Regions from separate parts of the Homo sapiens genome. Here region 1 is linked to region 2. Evidence: read pairs that join two places in POLR2A ChIA-PET (ENCODE). Cell type or tissue: HepG2. All regions are shown on one strand. Each heading gives the region's core, and the rest is flanking DNA. Links, peaks and the distances in the headings are about the cores only.

What was found. ChIA-PET counts read pairs that join two places held together with the same protein. Peaks named below come from ENCODE experiments on the same cell type or tissue, not always from the same donor. Only the 100,000 strongest peaks of a DNase experiment are listed, where the experiment ranks them.
Region 1: POLR2A ChIA-PET joins it to region 2 with 5 read pairs; 2 of 35 experiments call an interaction of 5 or more read pairs at or near these places.

The regions. Positions count from the first base shown.
Region 1 is chr3:142,843,974-142,849,360 of GRCh38, forward strand. PCOLCE2 (procollagen C-endopeptidase enhancer 2) reads right to left here. Exons shown (of 9, transcript NM_013363.4): 3 at 4,244-4,499. Among named protein-coding and RNA genes, the nearest start is that of PCOLCE2, 42 kb to the right of the region's middle. In HepG2, for the core only: a CTCF peak has its summit at 584; a DNase peak (open chromatin) is centred at 2,998.
Region 2 is chr3:142,939,017-142,944,403 of GRCh38, forward strand. HLMR1 (hepatic lncRNA metabolic regulator 1) reads left to right here. Exons shown (of 5, transcript NR_038455.1): 5 at 2,383-3,520. Among named protein-coding and RNA genes, the nearest start is that of HLMR1, 15 kb to the left of the region's middle. In HepG2, for the core only: no CTCF peak of the experiment used is centred there; DNase peaks (open chromatin) are centred at 1,195 and 2,845.

The DNA.
Region 1 (5,387 bases), core at 241-5,240, 95 kb before region 2:
CCTACATATCCATTACCCAGTTACAATAATAGTCATCATTCTATTATTCTATCTATATTGCCACCCAATCCCCACGACCTGCTTCATTGTTTTTATTATTATTATTTTACAGGTTTTGGGGAGAGAAATTCACATACTCTGAAATGCACAAATCTTAGCTGTACAAATCTGAAAAATGGATATACCTGTGTAAACCACACTCCTATGATGATATAGAATCCATTTCCCACTAAATTTGTGCATCTCTTCCCATCCTGCCAGTTCTCTACACTACTTTTCTGAAAAACTTCCCATTAGATGAGTTTAATTTTAGAGCTCCATATAAATTTGTTTACCCATTCTCCTGCTGATGGGTGGTTTCTAGTCTGGACTATTGTGAATGAAGCTGCTATGAACAGTTTTGTACACATTTGTTTGTACATGTATCTTCATTTCTCTTATATAAATACCCAGGACTGCAACTGCTGGGCCAAGAGTCGATGTAAATATTTAACTTCATAAAAAACTACTGGAACTTTTCTCCAAGTGGTTTTACACCTCTCTCGAGTATGAACACTTCGGTTGCTTTACATCTTTGCTACCACTTGGTGGTGTCAGTTTTTCTAGCCAACATGGTGGGTAAGTAATGGCATCTCACTGTAATTTTAATTTGCATTTCCCTGATGACTAATGAGAGATACTGAGTAGTTTTTCATGCACTTATTGGCCATTCATATTTTCCTCTGTGAAGTGTCCAAGTGTTTTGCCAATTTTTATACTTACTGGAATCTTTACCTTTTTATCGTTGAGTTGTATGAGTTCTTTGTATATTCTGAATACAAGTTCTTCACCAGACATTTTTGTGAATATTTTCTCCCCTTCTGTAGGCTATTTGTATTTGTAACCATGTCTTTTTATAAGTATTAGTTTTAATTTTAATGAAGTTTTGTATTTTTCCTTTTACTTTCAACCAACTTGGTCTTTGTATTTCAAGTGCTTTCTTGTAGACAACATATAGTTGGGTCTGGCTTTTCAATCCATTCTAACAATAACTGTCTTCTAATCAGAGTATTTAATAATTTACATTTAATATATTTATTGATCTTCTTGGATTTAATGTGCCATTTACTACTTTTTTCTATTTGCTTTACCTTTCTTTTATTCCATCTGTTTTTCCTTATAGCCTTCTTTGGGTTAGTTGGATAATTTTAGTATTCTATTTTAATCTTTTGGCTTTTAGTGATAACTCCTGCATTTTTAATGGGTTCTCTAGGGATTATAATATGCATGTTTAAGTTATCAAAATTTACTTAGAGTTAATATTGTACTTCACGTGTTGTATATGTATGTGCAACAGTGTAATTACATTTATGTGTCCATCCTTTGGTTGTCAAACATATTACATCATACACTATATATTCCACAACACAGTGCTAAGGTTTTTTTGTTTTGAACAGATACATGTAAAGAAATTAAGAGAAGAAAAGAAAATAACATATACCCTTTTATATTTACTATTTCCAATGACCTTCATTCCTTCTGTTACTTTCATTTTACAAGGTCATTTACCTCAACCTGAGGAATTCTCTTCAATATTTCTACCAGTGTAAGTATAAAAATGCCTTTCAGAGATTTTTAGTGTTTATCTGAAAATGTCTTCATTTTACTTACATTCTTGAAGGCTGGCTATAGAATAGAGGTTGACAGTTTTATTCCAGCGCTTTAAAAATACTGTGACAGGCCAGGGGCGGTGGCTCACACCTGTAATCCTAACACTTTGGGAGGCCGAGGTGGGCAGATCAACCTGAGGTCAGGAGTTCGAAACCAGCCTGGCCAACATGGTGAAACACCGTCTCTACTAAAAATAGAAAAATTAGCCAGGCATGGTGGCGCATGCCTGTAATCCCAGCTGCTTGAGAGGTTGAGGCACAAAAATCGCTTGAACCTGGGAGGTGGAGGTTGCAGTGGGCCGAGATAGCACCACTGCACTCCAGCCTGGTCAACAAGAGTGAAACTCAGTCTCAAAAAAAATACTATGACACTGCCTTCTGGCTTCCAGTGTTTCTGAGGAAATGGAAGCCATCATTCTTATCACTCTTCTTCTGTATGGAATTTAGTTTCATCTGATTGATTTCAAGATTTTCTCTGTCTTTAAATTTCTGTAATTTAATTATAATGTGCATGGGGGTGCTTCATTTTTATTTGTCCTGTGGAGTTTGTTGACCCTCTTGACTCTATTTTTCTTATTTTCATTATTTATTTTTTAGATGGAATCTCGCTCTGTTGCCCAGGTTGGAGGGCAGTGGCGCAATCTCGGCTCCCTGCAACCTCTGCCTGCAGGTTCAAGCGATTCTCCTGCCTCGGCCTCCCGAGTAGCTGGGATTACATGAGTGCACCACCATGCCTGGCTAATTTTTTTGTATTTTTAGCAGAGACGGGGTGTCACCATGTTGGCCAGGCTGGTCTTGAACTCCTGATCTCAGGTGATCTGCCTGCCTTGGCCTCCCAAAGTGCTGGGATTACAGGCATGAGCCACTACGCTCAGCCCCTCTTGACTCTGTGAGTTGATATTTTTCACTGTATTTGAGCAGAGTCAAGTCATAATATCTTTAAATATTTTTTCACTTTATTATCACTTTCTGGGACAAAAATTACAGATGTTAGACCACTTGATATTGTCTCACTGGTTTCTCGAGCTCTTTTTCTTCAATCTTTTTCCTCCTTTTTCTTCAGATTGAGTAATTTCTATTTAAGTTCACTGACTCTTTTTTTCTGCCATCTCCCATCTACCTGTGAGTACAATAGGTAAATTTTAAAATTTCAGATCCTGTTTCTTTTATCTCTAGAATTATTAATTTATTTTTTAATAGTTCCTGTTTCTCTTCTGAGATTCTCAATTTGTTTATTTATTATGCACATATTTCCCTTTATAAATCCTGAAACAAACATGTAATAGCAGCTTTAAAGTACTTGTTTGCTAATTGCAACATGTGAGTTACCTTGAGATCAGTTCTTATTGACTGCTTTTGTCCTTGAATAGGGACACACTTTTCCTGTTTCATTACATAACTACAGACTGGACATTATGCATGATACATTATACTCTAGATTCTGTTGTGTTCTGATAAAAATAATTTTGTTCTAGCAGGCATTTAACTTGGCTAGACTCAAACTTAAAGTCTGTTTCCCTGGCAGCAGGCAGCAGCTGTAATCTCTTTTCAGTTCTTTCATTTTTCAGCTGATGCTTTTGTGCCAGGCCAACTGGGCTCTCCTCCACATATGTAGAGTTTAGCTGTCAGACAAAGATTTCAGTAGATTTTATACGAATATTTTGTGCCTCAATTCTGTAACTCCCTGCCTGGATTTCCTCCCCAACATTCTGGCTGCTCTTTCAGCCCCAGATTCTGTCCTCTGACCTTTCAAGTAAAAATGTTGCACTACAGTCCAATCCAAAAGCAGATTATGGACTGCTCTTGGGTAAAAGGCTGAAAACATACAAATATTGCCCACTGCAGTGATCTTTCAAAAGTAGAGATTTCTACGCTTGGGAGCTCACTATATCTCATATATCTGTGTGTGTGTATATATATATTTGTTGTTGTTTGAGACAGGGTCTCAACAACACCCAGGCTGCAGCACAGTGGCATGATCACGGTCACTGCAGCAGTGACCTCCCTGGGCTCAGGTGATTCTCCTACCTCAGCCTCCCAAGTAGCTGGGACAACAGGTGTGTGCCACCACACCCAGATAATTTTTGTATTTTTTGTAGAGATGGGGTTTCACCATTTTGCCCAGGCTGGTCTTGAATTTCTGAGCTCAAGAGATCCACCTGCCCTTGGTCCCCCAGTGTTGGGATTACAGGCATGAGCCACCATGCCTGGGCTCCACTTTTATTTTTTAAAAGCTATTGTATAAGTACTCAAATAAAAGCAAGCACACATAGAAAGGTATGGGAACCACTGGCCATGGCTATTTCTGGAGAATGGACTATGGAGTGGTGAAGGGGTGTGTTTGCATATTTGCATGTGTGCTTATGTATGTAAGCTCCACATTTTTACTCTATGAATTTCTATACTTGATTTACAAGAATGCATGTGGACTTAAATTAAAAGGCTGATTTTTTGTATTGGTCTCATCATGGTTTGATGGCATTCACTAGCTCTTTGAGAACCACTCTTAAGCTTTAAAGGAGTAAATAAACATCAAGTGCCAAGAACAGTGAACCAACATTACTGTTGTTATTGCCATTATGTGGAAACAGTACCTCTTTCGTTTGGTTCAGCAGCGGAGAACATGGCCATGAAGCCATTGCCAGCTGTGTTGGCATCAGAAATCATCTGCACCATCATCTTGTTGCCACTGGACACAAGGGCTCCAGGCCGGAAAGTGCCACAGAAGCGGCCAATGCGCTGGCCATTGGCATGGCCATTGTACACATCCACAAAGTCATAGCGGCACAGGTTGTCACTCTCGAGGTCTATGAATCGGAAATTGAGAACGACTACTTTTCCTTCGGGAACCTGCCAAGAAAAGCGCCAATTAGAAAACTGTCATGAAAACAATATCTGAGGCTTTGACATCTAGTCACTTACTTAAGTGTGTAAAGTATAATATCCAAGATAATGCTTTTTCCTCTCTCATATCTGAACTAACCCAAGGGAAGTTTTCTAGCATATTGCATTCCTAAAAAATTTAAGTACTTATTTTCTTTTGACAAATTCTGCAATTCTCCAGGATTCACAATCTTATTCCTTAAGAACTTACCTCAACAAAGCTGCAAAATATTAGGTCAGTATTATTAATAGATGAGTCATTGCTTAGAATGAATACCAGTCCTGATTGGACCTTAGCATATATTTGCATATTCTAATACCTAGAGATATTGCTTAGCAAAGAAACATTTAAAAATATCATTTCTTGGCCAGGCACAGTGGCTCACATCTGTAATCCCAGCACTTTGGGAGGCCGAGGTGGGCGGATCACAAGGTCAGGAGATCGAGACCATCCTGGCTAACACAGTGAAACCCCGTCTCTACTAAAAATACAAAAGATTAGCCGGGTGTGGTGGGGGGCGCCTGTAGTCCCAGCTACTCGGGAGGCTGAGGCAGGAGAATGGCGTGAACCCGGGAGGCGGAGCTTGCAGTGAGCCGAGATCGCGCCACTGCACTCCAGCCTGGGTGACAGAGCGAGACTCCACCTCAAAAAAAAAAAAATCATTTCTTACAAATAATACAGTAGGACGCATTCAATGCCTGTGTATAGAATGTTTCTATGAAGTTCAAAATAGAGGATTTATTTGGCAATTGTGTAGTTAATTTACAGATAATTCATTTTGGGTCCTGAAACATCCAGATGAACTACCGATACTGACTAAATGAACTGAGTAATTGCTGAATCATCTCTTCTGA
Region 2 (5,387 bases), core at 311-5,310:
GTGCAGGGGAAAACACACACTGCCAACTCTTGCCTTGGAGTGGCATTTCTCAGTCTTAACCTCGCAGTATATTCCAAACCCATAAAAGGTCATTTGCCTTCTCTCGCAAGCCTTTAATTCACTTGAGAGATGGGCTTAGACAAAGATAAAGCCCCTGTGAATTGGTAGCCTCGCTTTGGGAAAAGACTTACACAGTAACTAAGGTATTGGATAAACAGACTCTAACAATTTACTTACAGATCTCATAACTATGATTATTGTATTGATCATTTATTCATACACATAATAGCTGCCTTGAATTTCCTTTCAACAGAAAAAGGATCAGTTTCAATATAATTAAAAGTTGGAAATTATTTCCTTAAATTTGGGTATATCAGATTATTAGCTTGTTTTGTTTTTGTAAATCCATGTTTATAGGTAGAAATGGTCATGTCTTTGTGTAATTTATAGAAAAAAGGTATTTTAGCAGAATAGCATTTTTAATATACCGTGTATTAAATATTATCCATTAAATCCTTCAAAATGAAAATTTTGACAAATGATAGTTAAAGAAGTAAACAACACACCCTGAAAAGGCACAGTAATATGTAAATAATTTTTATCTTATAACATCCATTCTATAAGAGAGCATAATTAATTTTATTGATTTACAGTACAGTCAACATTCTTGTAATGTAAAATTTAGCAGGTAGCTTAGACATTAAATTTTAAACTCAGAATCATCATCAATCTTTTATTTAGATCTGATAAGCTTCTGGGGTTGCTCCACAGTGGAATCTTAATATGGTTCTCTCACATAGAATAATTCACCTTCGGAATATTATGTCCTCTTTTCCAAATATGTAAACAAATGTATTACTTATTGTAGTGGAAATAACATACAATTACATTTTTTTCCACTTTTCATTGCAGTAAGGATTATGTTACTTTGACTAACAGCTTATACTTTTTTCTCAGCTTTATTAACTCCAGTCAAGTCCTTAATTTTCATGAATAGAACTGAAAATGCTGTTCTTTTAATCTTCTGAGTTGAATTCTGGGTCATGCAAAGATTAAGTGAAGTGACTCCAAACCTAAAATCCTATAATTACGGAATGTCTGTTTAGATTGGTGCTTGGTCTTCTTTTTCCCTCTTCTAGATTGGGAAGAGAGCTTTCTGAACTGCAAATTAGGAAGGCCTTGGCTTGTTTGTCTGTGGTAAAGCAAACAGATTTGAAGAGGACATCTATTTAGCTACCATTTGTTTTGTTTAATCTGAGATTAGGCCTAGGTTTGCAAAAGAAATCTACTAAATTTAGAGTAAACAGAATTCTTTAAGGCAGCATTGCTTGATGGTATTTTCTTCTTATAGCCTCTTCTGAGTGGTTTGTGATTAAGGGATAAAAAAGTGACTATTTTAAGCTCTGAAAAATGTGAGTACACAGTTTTGGAGGAAATAGAAGGTAAATTGATCAAATAATTTACTAGGGAACCTCAAAATGGTAGCATATGATCTTTAAATGATTTTTTTTTAAACTTGTAATAATTCCTTTGAAGATCTACTGGCTGTTTTTAACCACTGACCATCACCTAAGGGAAGACCATGTGACTCGTTACTATAATGGCCTGCATAAAAAACAAAAACAAAACAAAAAAACCCTCAGGGAAGAGAAGACTTACAACTATGACCTCATTTCTAATTGGACTGTGGTGAAAAAGAAACTAGTCATAGCTGAAACTAGGGGCCAGGAGGGCTGCTTGCCTCTCCTGGGCAACCTGTAGTTGGCGAAACTTTAACTCTACGTATAAAGAGACCATTTTTTACAGCGAGTTTGGGGTAAATTGTGTAAAGTCTCAAAGGGACCTAATACAGGACATTTCCTACATTCCGAATTTGACACTTTAAGGAAGACTGCGATAGGTAATGTGACCTTCCACCTTAGAGATAGTATCATTCATTAATGAAGGGTATTTAGTTTTGTTTTTATAACTCCAATAAATTTAAGAAATGTCTTGGTGGTCCTTGAAAGTGGAAAAACATATTTATATGCCATATTTTTCTTCCTGCTGCTCTGTCTTCTTGGAGAGCCTGCCTGGAGCAACCAGGTAAGTTGAAAGGAGTAAGGACTTGGGGCCAGGCAGCCAGACAGACGTGCGTTCACATTTCAGCATTCACATTCATGAATTCAGTAGTTCAGTAGTTCACTAGTTCAGTCAGAGACTGGATGAGTGTGAGCGTGAAACTTATGCTCCCTGTTTCCCCAGATGTTAAGTGAAATCAATAATAATTACATTGAGGAGATGTGAAAATAATGAAGTAACATATGCAGAGTGCCTAGTTCATAGTAGATGCTTGAAAATGATGCTGTCCTTCCTCTTTCCCTTCTGTCTGCCATCCTTCAGATGGACTCAACGACTCTCTTACCGTCCAGCTCTCAAGTCCCTTCTCTTGTGAAAATGGAAAAGTTGAACTACAGTTGAGATATTATTCCCAGGTGTTCTTTGGAACACAGGGGATTTCTCCAAAAGGCACAGAACAAATTGCCTCCAAACAGCCAAGATTCCAGCAGAAGCTGGAGTAGCAGACTACTTGGATCTTCAAAGTACCTGGCCCTGAGTCAGTTAAGGAAGATCTTTTCTTCTCTTTTGTACAATCCTATGATGAGAGCTGCAAAGTGAACTGACTAAGAGCTTCTGCCTTGATCATTGACCTCCCAATCCTAATAATATGTTCACTGGCCAAACTTCCTAATCGATTTGTCTTTTGGATATAACGTTCCTCCTACTGTTTGCCTGATTGAGAAATCTGCTACAGAACATGACCGGTTAGCATTCCCACCAACCCCAGTGCTACACTGACTGTCTTTCGATGGACTTTGCTCCTTGCTGCCTCTCTGAGGTCCCAGACCTTCAGAGTGACCTTCACAGCTCTGCCTAACTTTCTGTCATACTTCTATCAAGAGAGACAGCTAAATCAATATTTTTAATGTGCTTTGCTGTCGGAATTCGATGATCTGTCACAGTTCTTGCCCAATACACCCCATCATTATTGTTAAAATGTTTTTAGCTTTGTTTGTAGAATTGCTTTAACTGGTTTCATCTCTGGGAGCTACACTTTGAAATATAACTTTAGCAACATTTTACTATACTTTTTCACAACCCAGAGCAGTACTATTTTATGCTTAGTGGTTAAACTAATTCCATAAATCTTTTGCAACTATCCTCTATTCTTTTTCTTGTAATTTTTACCTGGGAAGGTTTTTACTGATAATCATCCTATCCTGAGTCATCCCACAAACCAATCTGTCTCACTAATCATTGCTTCTAACCTACAGACTAAGCATAACTTCTGCTAAATGATCTTTGATAAGATGCTATGACTCTATAAAGTCTTTGATATTCATGTCTAAATTTAATCACTTGTAGATTTTCATAGAATCAATCTTTCACTTCTACAATTGGGAGTATTTATAAGTTGTTTATCTTAAACAGTTCCTCTATCACGCTTTTCACGTTAAATAAAGCAATCCCTTCAAATCAATTTTCTGTCATGTCTAAGATGTTATTATTTCATGGTATGGGTCAGGGGTCTACAGACTTTTTCTGTTAAGACCTAGATAGTAAATATTTTAAGCATTTCAGACCATACAATCTCTGTTGCAACTACTCAGTTCTGCCATTGTAGCACTAAAGCAGCTATAGACAATACATAAATGAGTGAGCATGGCTGTGAGCCAATACAACTTTATTTATGAATGCTGAAATTTGAATGTCAAGTAATTTCATGTGTCATAAAGTATTACTCTTCTTTTTTTTTAACCATTTAAAAATGTAAAAACTATTCTTAGTGTGTGGGCTGTACAAAAGCCGGCAGAGAGCCAGATTTGCCTGGGAGTTATAGTTTTCTGACTACAGTATACTTTATGGCCAGGAGCAGATTCAGGTTTTGTGGGGACTGAGCTCTTTACAATTAGGGGGCCCTCTTTAAGAAAAGGAATGCAAGACCAGGCATGGTGGCTCACGCCTGTAATCCCAGCACTTTGGGAGGCCAAGGTGGGTGGATCACAAGGTCAGGAGATCGAGACCATCCTGGCAAAACAGGGTGAAACCCCATCTCTACTAAAAATACAAAAAAATTAGCTGGGCATGGTGGCGGGCACCTGTAGTCCCAGCTCCTCAGGAGGCTGAGGCAGGAGAATGGCATGAATCTGGGAGGCTGAGCTTGCAGTGAGCCGAGATAGTGCCACTGCACTCCAGTCTGGGTGACAGAGCGAGACTCTGTCTCAAAAAAAAAAAGAAAAGAAAAGAAAAGAAAAGGAATACAAAATTACAAATATAAAATTAGATACGGTGCTTTGGAAGAGACCCATGCAAATGAAAGGCCCTGAAAATTGAGCCTCTTTGGCATCCTGGTGAATCTACTTCTAGTAACACTTGGACAATCTTGCTGCAAGGGTTCCCTGAACTGGCTGATCTTTGGAGTCACCTAACTACAGGTTCCAAAGCCCCAACAGGTTGCCTGAATTAGAATCTCTGAGGATAGAGCCTGGCAATCAGCCGTCTTGTAAAGCTCCCTAGGTAATTGTACTGTGAACCCAGGCTTGGCAACCACTATTTTAGTAACCATTTTATAACATCAAACAAATTCATTTGAACTGGTATCACAAACACACTCATTGCCTTAGTTGTGTTGCTTACCCAGAAATAGGTTTTAACTATTGTTATTGACCCATAGCCTGAATGTTTACTTATCAAGAATACCCTATTGTTCAATGACCTCAACAGAGAATATATAGATAACTTATGCTAGGCCATCTATCCCCTTTCTTTTTAATAAGAGTCAACACATATATAATAAGTTGGGTCTTCACCATTTGGGCTCATTTTAATATTTTTATGTATTAAATTTTATTTTAAAAACTATTGGTAATTTTTAAAAATCTTAAATCTTTGAGTTGGCATACAATTCAGACAATCTATAAAGTAAATAAATGGCTGTTGAAGAACATCTGACACTCATGATACCACAGTTGGGAGAGTCAAGTTTATAAACCTAGACATAAAGGTAGCAGTTGAGTCACTTGTTATTGCCTGATTAATCATCAAATGTATAGAAGACTCTTTTCATATCCCCTTATTATGCAACCTTTGTACTGTTCAAATTTAATATTATTCCCACAATGCTGAGATATCTTCTTGGTCAAAATTGAGTAGTTCTGTCTATAGAGTAGGTAGCATCTATTTTTGGCAAGATAAATGTGAAACAATGTTACTTTTAGTAAACAAATGCCTTGTCATTGCCAGCAATAAAGCTCTAGTGTCAACCAAAAGTTTCATTTTAAGGGTTGAGGAAAACCTATCCCAACTTTTTCAAATTACCTTTTTTAATAAGGACTTGAGAATTTCAT